2 separate regions of the Mus musculus genome follow, and region 1 is linked to region 2. The links are chromatin loops, found by intact Hi-C in ENCODE. Cell type or tissue: heart. All regions are shown on one strand. Region 1 holds the start of Acer2 (alkaline ceramidase 2). Region 2 has its middle 51 kb from the start of Acer2.

Evidence for each region. A loop is a pair of places that touch in the nucleus more often than their neighbours do. Peaks named below come from ENCODE experiments on the same cell type or tissue, not always from the same donor. Only the 100,000 strongest peaks of a DNase experiment are listed, where the experiment ranks them.
Region 1: it touches region 2 in a loop (4-fold over the local background); 23 of 42 quality-filtered maps call a loop at or near these places.

The regions. Positions count from the first base shown.
Region 1 is chr4:86,871,436-86,876,435 of GRCm38, forward strand. It overlaps Acer2 (alkaline ceramidase 2), which reads left to right and starts at 2,979. Exons shown (of 6, transcript NM_139306.3): 1 at 2,979-3,161. The coding sequence starts at 3,054. In heart, CTCF peaks have their summits at 752 (motif pointing left), 2,942 and 3,775; a DNase peak (open chromatin) is centred at 2,956; H3K4me3 peaks cover 2,673 bases; H3K27ac peaks cover 2,283 bases; H3K27me3 peaks cover 354 bases.
Region 2 is chr4:86,923,363-86,928,362 of GRCm38, forward strand. It overlaps a transcript of Acer2 not described here. Among named protein-coding and RNA genes, the nearest start is that of Acer2, 51 kb to the left of the region's middle. In heart, a CTCF peak has its summit at 1,916; no DNase peak of the experiment used is centred here; H3K27ac peaks cover 253 bases.

The DNA.
Region 1 (5,000 bases), 52 kb before region 2:
CCTAATGCTGTGACGTTTAATACAGTTCCTTATATTGTGGCAATCCCCAACCATAAAATTATTGTCATTGCTACATCATAACTATACTTTTGCTATGGGTATGAGTCTCCATGTAAATATCTGATATGCAGATGGTCTTAGGTGACCTCTGTGGAAGGGTCCTTAACTCTCAAAGGGTTGCAACCCACAGGTTGAGAATCGCAGCCCTAGATTCAATGTCCACTCCCTACATAAAGTTATTGCTCTTGGGCTGGGCATGGTGGCTTATGCCTTCAATTCCAGTACTGGAGGCAGATCACTGTAAGTTTAAGGACACCAGACCTTGTTGTTTTTTTTTTTTAATATTGTTACTCTAGTTTAATACAAAAATATCATTCTTTGAGCATTTCTTCAGGCTTCACCCTTGTGAAGACTCCTAGGCACATGTGAAATTAACAAAACTTTTATGTTTTTCTCTTGTCAACCAATCAGTTTTGTATTGATTGGAATCCTAAATCTAGCCAGAGACCCTACATAAGAACCAAGAAGATAAAAGAGCTTATTCTCTCTGACAGTGAAGGACTTTGATTTAAAACCTGAATTGTTTCTGACAATATGTGCTCCAGTAGAGTGCTGGAGAGATGACTCAGTGGTTAAAAGCACTGGCTGCTCTTCCAAAGGATTTAGGTTCAATTCCCAGCACCCACATGGCAGTTCATAACCATCTATAACTCCAGCTCCAGGGTCCCAATGCCCTCTTCTGGTCTCTATGGCTACTGCACACATGTAGTGAACAGGCAAACATGTAGGCAAACAAAACACCCATACACATAAAAATAAACAAAAAATTAAAAATATTGAGGACACTAGGGGCTGGAAAGAGATGAATCAGTGGTAAAGAGTTGCTGCCAGGCAATTGGGAAGAGCAGAATTCAGATCCCAGAACTCATGTAAGACACTGCTACATGTACAGTCATGCATCGGTGCATGGCTGTAACCCAGCTCCAAGGAGAACTGAAGCAGGATCAGTCCCGGGGTTCACTGGCTGCCAGCCTAGTTGAGGAAATGCAGACTCAAAGTTCAGGAAGAATCCTTGTCTAAAAGGTAAAGGCAGAGAGTGAGAGAGGCTATACCTGGCAGCTGCTTTTAGACTCTCTCTGCATGAATAGACTTGTATAGCATTCTCTATGAGTACCGCGCACACTCATACAGACACCTTTCCACAGGACTCAGTCTTTTTAAAAAGTACTGAGGACCCTGAATACCCTTTATTTATATGGGTCTATCATCAACATTTTTACAATACTAGGAATTTAAACTGGCATATCTAATGCCTATGAATGTGTAAATTCTATTAGGTGTCATATATCACACTGCAGCCTTTGGAATGCTACAATACACACTGATGAGAGAGAGGGAGAGGGAGAGGGAGAGGGAGAGGGAGAGGGAGAGGGAGAGGGAGAGGGAGAGGGAGAGGGAGAGGGAGAGGGAGAGAGAGAGACAGAGAGAGAGAGAGAGAACCTGGATGTGATGGTATGTGCCTATAAATTCTAACACTTTGGGGGCCAGCCTGGCTTGCATGAAACCCTGTTTCAAAAAAAAATCAAAAATAAAAATGTTGCAAATGATAAATAATGTTACAGTACTAACAAGAAACATTTTGATCACGTGGACCACAAATTCAGAAAATTGCCATACACAGTAACTGTTTTATATCATATTGGATAGATAGATAATGGATAGTTTTTCTTTCCAGGATTACAAGCTTGTGCCACTACACCCAGCTTATTTTTGCCTAAGCTATCGGGAGGAGAAAAATATGATCACATGAGAAAGCAGTTCTGCTGGACCAGCTGGTGTTGAATATACAACAGTGGGGGAGCCATTACTGTGCAGGGAGCCCTTATAGTGCATTTTTCGTTTGTGGCTCTGGCCTGCTCACTCCTGCTAGCCTGTAACTGACCCTAGAAGGAGGTCACAGTCTATGTTCTTCTTCTTGGGTTCCAGAAGACCTTCAGTAGAACCGGCTCTAGAGAAGGGAGAGGGGACAGAAGGTGGGATAATGAGGTCACAGGAGTGGTTTGGCCTGTAAGGAATAAAGCTGGATTTCGTAAACAGGAGGTGGAGACTGGCAGCTTCTGCCAGCCGTGGAGACAATGGCTGTGTGGGTGTCTGAGGAAGAGAAAGGTAGAAAGGTTAACAGAACCCGCTACCCAGGATGCCACCGGGGACACCTAATGAGTGACATATGAACGAACACTCTCTCAACAGTGCCCAGCTCATAATACTATATGTACTATATACAACTATGTATGTATTACGTTCTGTACTTGTGTGTTCTTACCTGCATCTTCTGTGGGTTGGGATGGCCGAAGGTTTCCCCAAGTCTTATGTTACCCATAAATGACTAAACATTCAGTACTACAGAAATGCTCTCCTGGTGTGGGTGGCCCAGGATGCTTGGCAGGGTCCAGAGAACCTGTTGCTACAGCCTTGAGAATCTTTTTATCCTAGCCAGCAACGAATTGGGTCTGGTAAAGCTGTTCTGCCTTCAAGAGGAACAAGAATATTCCTTAGGCGTGAGAATTGGTGTCCCTAGTGCAGTGAAGAAAATTGCTGCGAACTACCCCGGAGTCCAAAGAGGTCCGGGTCTCTGTGCGTTTTTCCGTACTTTACATTTTTACAAAGGGTAGGGGCCGTTTTGGCGTTCTTTACACAACCTGGACGCACGCGGACAAGAGCGACTCCGAAGACCTTTGCCACCAACCACGGTGGAACCGGAGAGTCCCGACTTCCACCCCAGCCCCGGTCCTACCCTTGGGGGTTCCCCAAGCCTGTCAGGTCCCGCCCCGGGTGGGCGTGGCCGCCGTGCTCCGGGACTCCGGGGGGCGGGGCTGGGGCGTGAGTGTCCCGGCGGTGGCAGGCGGGCACAGCCCGGCTTGGGAGGGCCGCGGGGAGGCGCCGTATCCGGAGGCTGTCCCGCACCGCATAAAGCCACAGACGCACAGTGTGCCTCGCAGCCGCTCGGGCCGGTCGCCGCTGCAGAGAAGCTGCTCCGATGCTCCAGAGCGGCCATGGGCGCCCCGCACTGGTGGGACCACCTGCGGGCTGGCAGTTCGGAGGTGGATTGGTGCGAGGACAACTACACTATCGTGCCTGCCATTGCCGAGTTCTACAACACGGTGCGGGACGCGGGGAGCGGCGGGGCAGGTGGGCGGAGGGAGGGAGCTATCCCCGTGTCTGTGGCGCCTGGAAGCAACCGTGGACGTCCGTGGCAGATTCACTCCACGCCCCCTTCTCCGGGCGCTTCTTCCAGCTCCATTTCTGCACTCCTCTCCGGTCCCTTTCCAGAGCTCCTCCAGCTCTTCCTGTCATTTTCTTCTTTATGGCTCTATTGTCTTGTTTGGCTCCTGTGCTCCGGGATCCAAGGGTCCGCATCAACCCATTTTTTCCAGTTTGGGTCATTTAGGGACGTGAGCTCACAGGGGCAGCTCCCTTTTTTCTGCCTAGGATCTTTGTGGCGTGACGCACCTGGGTCTCATTGTGCGTTTTTTTTTTTTTTTTTTTTTTTTTTTCCTCTGAGTACCTGTTTTGGGCTCCCTAGGAAAGGGGAGCCCTGGACATGTCCAGGGCTGGGTCCACTCTCACAAATCGGCAAGTCCTTTTCACTAAACTATGACAATGTTGATCTAATTATTTTCGTCCAGAATCAAGTAACTTCCTATGAGTTCTTTTTCTTGTTGCTTTTAGAGTCCAGTTTTGAGCCAGCTCCTAGTGGTGACTGTGAAGTCTAGGAGTGATAGCTGTGGGTTTTCTGGACTTGCCTAGGTCCCTAGATATGGACAAGCAGAAATTTACAGAATTCCTGGGATTTTGTTCTTTGCGAGAGGGAAGGATTGTCCCTAGGAGAGGAAATGTTTCTGCTTTTTCCCCCTGAACCCATCCATCCCTCAGGACTCTGGTATCCAATGTGACTTTGCATGGTCATTTTTCTGGCTTATCTTTTTTTGCTGTTCAAACAGAGAAAACAGGAACTCTTTGAGTCATTGTGAGTTTGAGATTGCTATTTAGGATTTTTTTTTTCCCCTTTCGGATTTCTGGAAAGAATGTTCTCAGCAAGAATCAAGCATTATTGCCTGGATAGACCCCTAGTCCCTTTTATGCCCCTGTCCTTTACTTTTGATCCCCCAACTCCCGTTTTTGTTCGTATTACTAGGCTATTGAGCAGTGAGCTGTCATGCCCATGTGCTGCTATGTCTGCGACTGACCCAGAATTCTCCACCGTGCCTTATCCAGGGCTTTTCCTCCACACCCACTTCTTAGTTGCTCAATGAAACCAGACCTTTGACATTCAGAGACATAGGGAAAGATCTAGTTAGTGAAAGTGGCCACATGTTCCCTATTATCCAACCTGGTGGGGTATTTATGATGCTCTCTACATAGACAGGCACCATCAGAAGAGGCCGGAGCAGGGCAGCTGGGGTAGCTGAGAAGATCCACCAGCAGTATCAAGTGGAGAACCGCTGAGAAACGCTAAAGGTTTCACTAGAGTCAAGGAATGACAGGCTGGATCATTCACCCCCTGGCACTCTCCTGTGGAGTGTGAGAGCTCTCAGCCAGGGTTAGCCCCAGTCATAAAGTCCCCCAAAGCTCATGCATAGTTGCTCTGAGCCAGCCTTGAAAAGCCCCCAGGGAGAATATTCTTTCCCTTTCCTTCTTCCCTCATCCTCGTTCCCCTCCCTTCTACCGCCTCCTCTTAACTTTTCTCTTTCTGACAAGGGTCTTCCTGTCTAGCCCAGGCTGGGATTAAACTTGAGGTCCTCCTATCTTGGCTTTTCAAACAGCCTGTGCATCTGGCTGCCTCTTTGTTTCAGTTTAATCCCACTGGAACTGTGTGCACCGAGCACAAAACTCTGCTGTGTAAAAGAGCCGTAGTGTTTGTGGCTGCTTGAGCTAGCCCATCTACCTGGTAAACTTTTTCTTTGGGATTAATAAGCCACCACATTTTCTCTGGAATATGG
Region 2 (5,000 bases):
GGGGCTGGTGAGAGGGCTCAGTGGGTAAAGGCACTTGCTGTTAAGTCCACTGACCAGAGTTCAATCTCCAGCATCCATGCGGTAAAAGAAAGACTCCTGTAGGTTATTTTCTAACCTTCTCATGTGTACACACACATGCACACACACCAACAGCAACAACAAACAAATAAAAGGTAATTTTAAAAGAAGACTCTAACACAAGCCTGAACAGTCCAAACAAAGTAAAGTGAGTCTGTCAGAGGCCCCTGTGCTCCCAGGTCCATGCCATTGCAGAACTCCTCACAACTGTTAGGATGCAGGATCAACCAAGTGCGGAGGGGGCTGCCCACTCAGGGTGGGCAGGAAAGAGGCTGAGAGGAGAGGGCCAGGGACAATGCACCTTTCCAGGGTGCAGGATCAGTGACACTTCCTCTGGCTGGACTCCGCCTTCCAGTTTGCACCACCTCCCCAAAGGGCTACCAAATTATGAATCTATCCATGTGTTAGTTCATTGATGAAGTCAGAGCCCTTGTGAGCCAATCACTTCCCCAAATCCCATCTGTCTGCAGCCAAGCTTTCAACAAAGGAGCTTTCAGCTCAAACCATAACAATGGTTCTCCACACTGACAGCTATTCTTCTCCCGTTCTTTGAGACACTGGTCTAGTTTTTTTGTGTTTGTTTGTTTTTGTTTTGTTTTTAGCTTCAATTTACAGAACATGCGATATTTGTTTTTATGTGCCTGGCTTATTTCACTTAATGACCTCTAGCTCAACTGCCACAAATTCCAAGACTTCATTCTTTCATGTGGCTGAATAATATTCTCTTACATTTATTTTCCACGGGTGCTTCTATCAGCTGATGCCCTGAGTGAGAGCCAGTGGGTCACCAGTAATCTGTCTCCCTTTTGTTTCTCAAGCAGTTTGTCCCAGCTACAGAGAGATGAACGCAGGGTGGGGTTGGGGATAGCAGAGGTAGGTAGCTGTATACTAGAGAGACTTCTAATGTCTATGGCTCAGCGTGGTGAGGATAATTTACATCAATGTAATGTACATTTCAGGAAGAACTGGGAGAGAGGAATTCTCAGGCCCCTAGCACAAAGAATATTAGCTGGTCACTGGGATGGGAGTGGTAGAGATGTGGTTGTGTCGTTACACGGCATATGCATGCATTATCTTGGTGTGCTTGATAAATATGTACAGTTATTAGGTATCATTAAGAAGGAGTCGATATTACATCTAAAGACTTTCAAGTACTAAATAAGGCTTGGGAGGGCAGGCTAGGGTGTTTTGAACAAAAAGGGACCTTAATTTTCTGCAAGACTTCTCTCCAGGTTTACTGTTAGATTGTCCTTATCATGGGTTGTGGTACTGGATTTGACATATATTGTGTTTCATACTGTTGAATTTTTCTATAGTTTAAAATACAGTATCTGCATTTCATCCACCAGTTTGGGTAGAATTGGTTTTCCATCCTGCCTGCCCTCTTCCCCTCCCTCTCCCCTCCCCCCCCTCCACCACGTTTTTTTTGAGAGAGTGTGGCAAGGAGACAAAGATATTGCCCTGGCTGGGCTAGAACAGCTTTGAGAGATCCTCCCATCTCAGCCTGTGGGGTAGTTGGGGCTGCCTGTATCAGGCCTCTGTCACTTTTCAGGGTTCTGATAGCATCTTCCTTTATTGCCTTAAGTGGCACTGCTGTCTCTGACCATCTCTGGCCAGTGACACCTAGCGTACATGTGGAAGTGACCAAAGATAGGGCCAGAAACACAAAATAAAAAATTAAAATGGACAGACAGACGAACGAACAAACAAACAAACAAACAAACAAACAAGGCTTTTATGGGATTCTCTAGCTGTTTTATGAACAATGCAAGCAAGAGTAACCCCTGGGCCCGAAGGATGGAGAGAAACTAGTGGAGACGTCGCGCCACCGTGTGACCTTATGTGGTATTGCAGTTAGTGATGCCTGCTTGTCTCCAAACTCAACTTTTCAAATGGCAGACAAAATGTCAGTTTTCTCAGGGCACATGTTTGTTTCCTTGGATTTTTCTTTCAACTATCTCTCTGCCTTCTTTCCATCCTCTCTTTTCTCAGTAACTCATTGTTATAGTCTAGGGTGTTGGATCTTACTAGAATTTTTAAAATTTACTCAATGTAGTAAAGCAAATATTTTCCTGCATGTAAAACTGTCTTAATATAGATGTTGTCCAGAGGAAATTTTTGTCTGTCAGTCTATCAGTCTGTCAGTCAGTCATGCATCTATCTACCTACCTATTTGACCCAGTCGCATGTTCATGTACCTCACTCTGGCATTAACCTTAATTATTACTTAATATAAATCCCAGGATGCCCTGCGATTTCTGATCCTCCTGTCCCCACCTTCCAAGGCTGAGGTGACATGTGTGTGTCACCTGGTTTATTGAGAGGTTTGTTTGTTCTTGTTGTTTGTTTGTTTTATAAGAGTTATTTATTTTATATGTGTGCATGTTTTGCCTGAATGTGTGCCTAGAACCTTTGGGGGCCAGAAGAGGGTATCAAATTCCCAGGAGCTGGACTTATGAAGTTTGTGAGCTGCCATGTGGGTGCTGGGAATGGCGAGTCCTGCTTATCTACTTTTTCATTATTCTGTAGTGCTGGGAACTGGACTCACGTTTCCCCTTGCTTGAGACGCCCAATGTACCTGTCCGACAGCTCACAGGCCTGTGAGGATCAGAAATCGCAGGGCATCCTGGGATTTATATTAAGTAATAATTAAGGTTAATGCCAGAGTGAGGTACATTCTGTGCCTGGTCTGCCCTTGTCTTCTTCCTGGCATGTTTTGAGCTTTCTGACGTTGTCCCATTAAACGAATCTTCTGAGAAATGTGTGGTAGCACACATCTTAATCCCAGCACTCAGGAGCTAGAAGCAGGAGTTCAAGGCCAGCCCAGTCTATGTAGTGAGTTCCAGGACAGCCAGGGCTACACGGAGAAACCATGCAAGGTGGAGGCAGCACAGTGTGGGCCTCTACATGGCTCTAGAAGGCACCTGGTCCCAAACACCTATTTCCAAATAAGTCACATTGGATCTGGGTGAATGTGGGGAGGGGGTGGCTTTCGATCCACTCCAAGGTCTCTATAAGATGCTTCCTACATCACCTAAGAATGTGGGATTCCCCCCCCCCCACACCATGCATACCCAGATTCTTTTTTTTTTTTTTAAAGATTTATTTATTTATTATATGTAAGTACACTGTAGTTGTCTTCAGATACACCAGAAGAGGGCATCAGATCTCATTACGGGTGGTTGTGAGCCACCATGTGGTTGCTGGGATTTGAACTTCGGACCTTCGGAAGAGCAGTCGGGTGCTCTTACCCACTGAGCCATCTCACCAGCCCGCATACCCAGATTCTTATAACACTTTCATGGTTCACACACACACATACACATACAAACAACATGCATACCCAGATTCTTATAACACTTTCATGGTTCCCATTGGAGGGTCCATGCTAACCTTTCATCCTCTTGGGTCCAGCTGGGTGTGTATTTCAGGCACATTTTGCTGTGGCAATACACAGTGATGCTAAGAGGGATTTGTAAGCAGGATAGGAAGTAGTGGAGTTCGTTTGGTGTTCACTTGGCATAAAGTTCCTCTGTTCTGGAAGTTGGGGTTTTGGGGGGTGCAACTATCCTGTCACCCATGTCCCATTTATGCCATGACACCCTGGTGTGTGTATGTGACACCCTGGTGTGTGTGACACCCAGGTGTGTGTATGTGTGACACCCTGGTGTGTGTGACACCCTGGTGTGTGTGACACCCTGGTGTGTGTTGGTGTGTGTGACACCCTGGTGTGTGTTGGTGCGTGTGACACCCTGGTGTGTATTCCCAGAAGCATGCGGGGTTGACATGGAGGTCACTGGTCCAAACATGACTTCATCAATGAGTTCGCAGAGTAAGAGACATGGTGGCAGGAAGGCCTTGCTGAGCAAAGTCTCCTTAGATAGGAAAGCAACATGCAAACAGACTTGAGGGGTGTGTGTCAGGGGCAAGGAAGGTAAGATGTCCTCTGGGACAGTGCTCAAGGGATGACAGTGGCTTTCAGTTTGTATAAAGGGTCCCAATCAGTTCTCTGTTGTTAAACACTATCATAGTCCTCCTCCTCCTCCTCCTCCTCATCGTCATCATTGTCGTCGTCATCATCATCATCATCATTGTCATCATCATCTTTGATTACTTTTAAATAATATCTGGAGTTGACTGGGTGACAATGAAAAACATTTTAGCAGCTATCTTTAATCCTTCTAAAAATGGACCTAGTGAAAATTGTTTAAAGTCTCCGTGGTCAGTGTTGAACAGAAGGGAAAATCTGCTCTGTCCAGATTGCATTATCTGGTACTGATCTCATCTGGGGGTGTGGGGGTTTCTGTGGGGGAAATTCTATCTTTTTTTTTCAGAGAATGATGGGTTTTGAGTTTTTCAATTATATGGACCATCAATTAATAAGGAGACATAAATCATGGAAGACAAAGGAGGGGATTTTTCTCTTTTCCTTCAAGCTCAGCCAGGGGAACTTTCCCCTTCCCCGGGGTTGCTTAGATCAGACAGAGTGGAGCGAATCCTCACTGGGAGAAGTGTTTCCTCTTCCCTGTGTGCATTCTGCTTAGAGGACAGGGGGGCCTGGATGAGAGGCCTGACCCCCTCCTGCCTCCATACAGTGACCAACCCTGACTGTGAGCAGGATTCAAGCAAGTAAACAAGCAAGTGCCCTGCTCTTGAAGTGGGACAGGTTGAGATTTTCGTCTCTCTGGGTGACCTGGCAGAGCCAAAGGATTTGTGTCCCCAACAGGAGGGGGCACAGATCTTAAGCTGGGAACAGGAGGGTCTTACTCCAGAGAAAGCCACTGGTCAACACAGGGAAACAAAACTGACAGAAACACATGGATATACACACATAAACACACACACATAAACACACACACACAAACACACACACACACACACACACACACACACACACACACACACACACACACACACACACA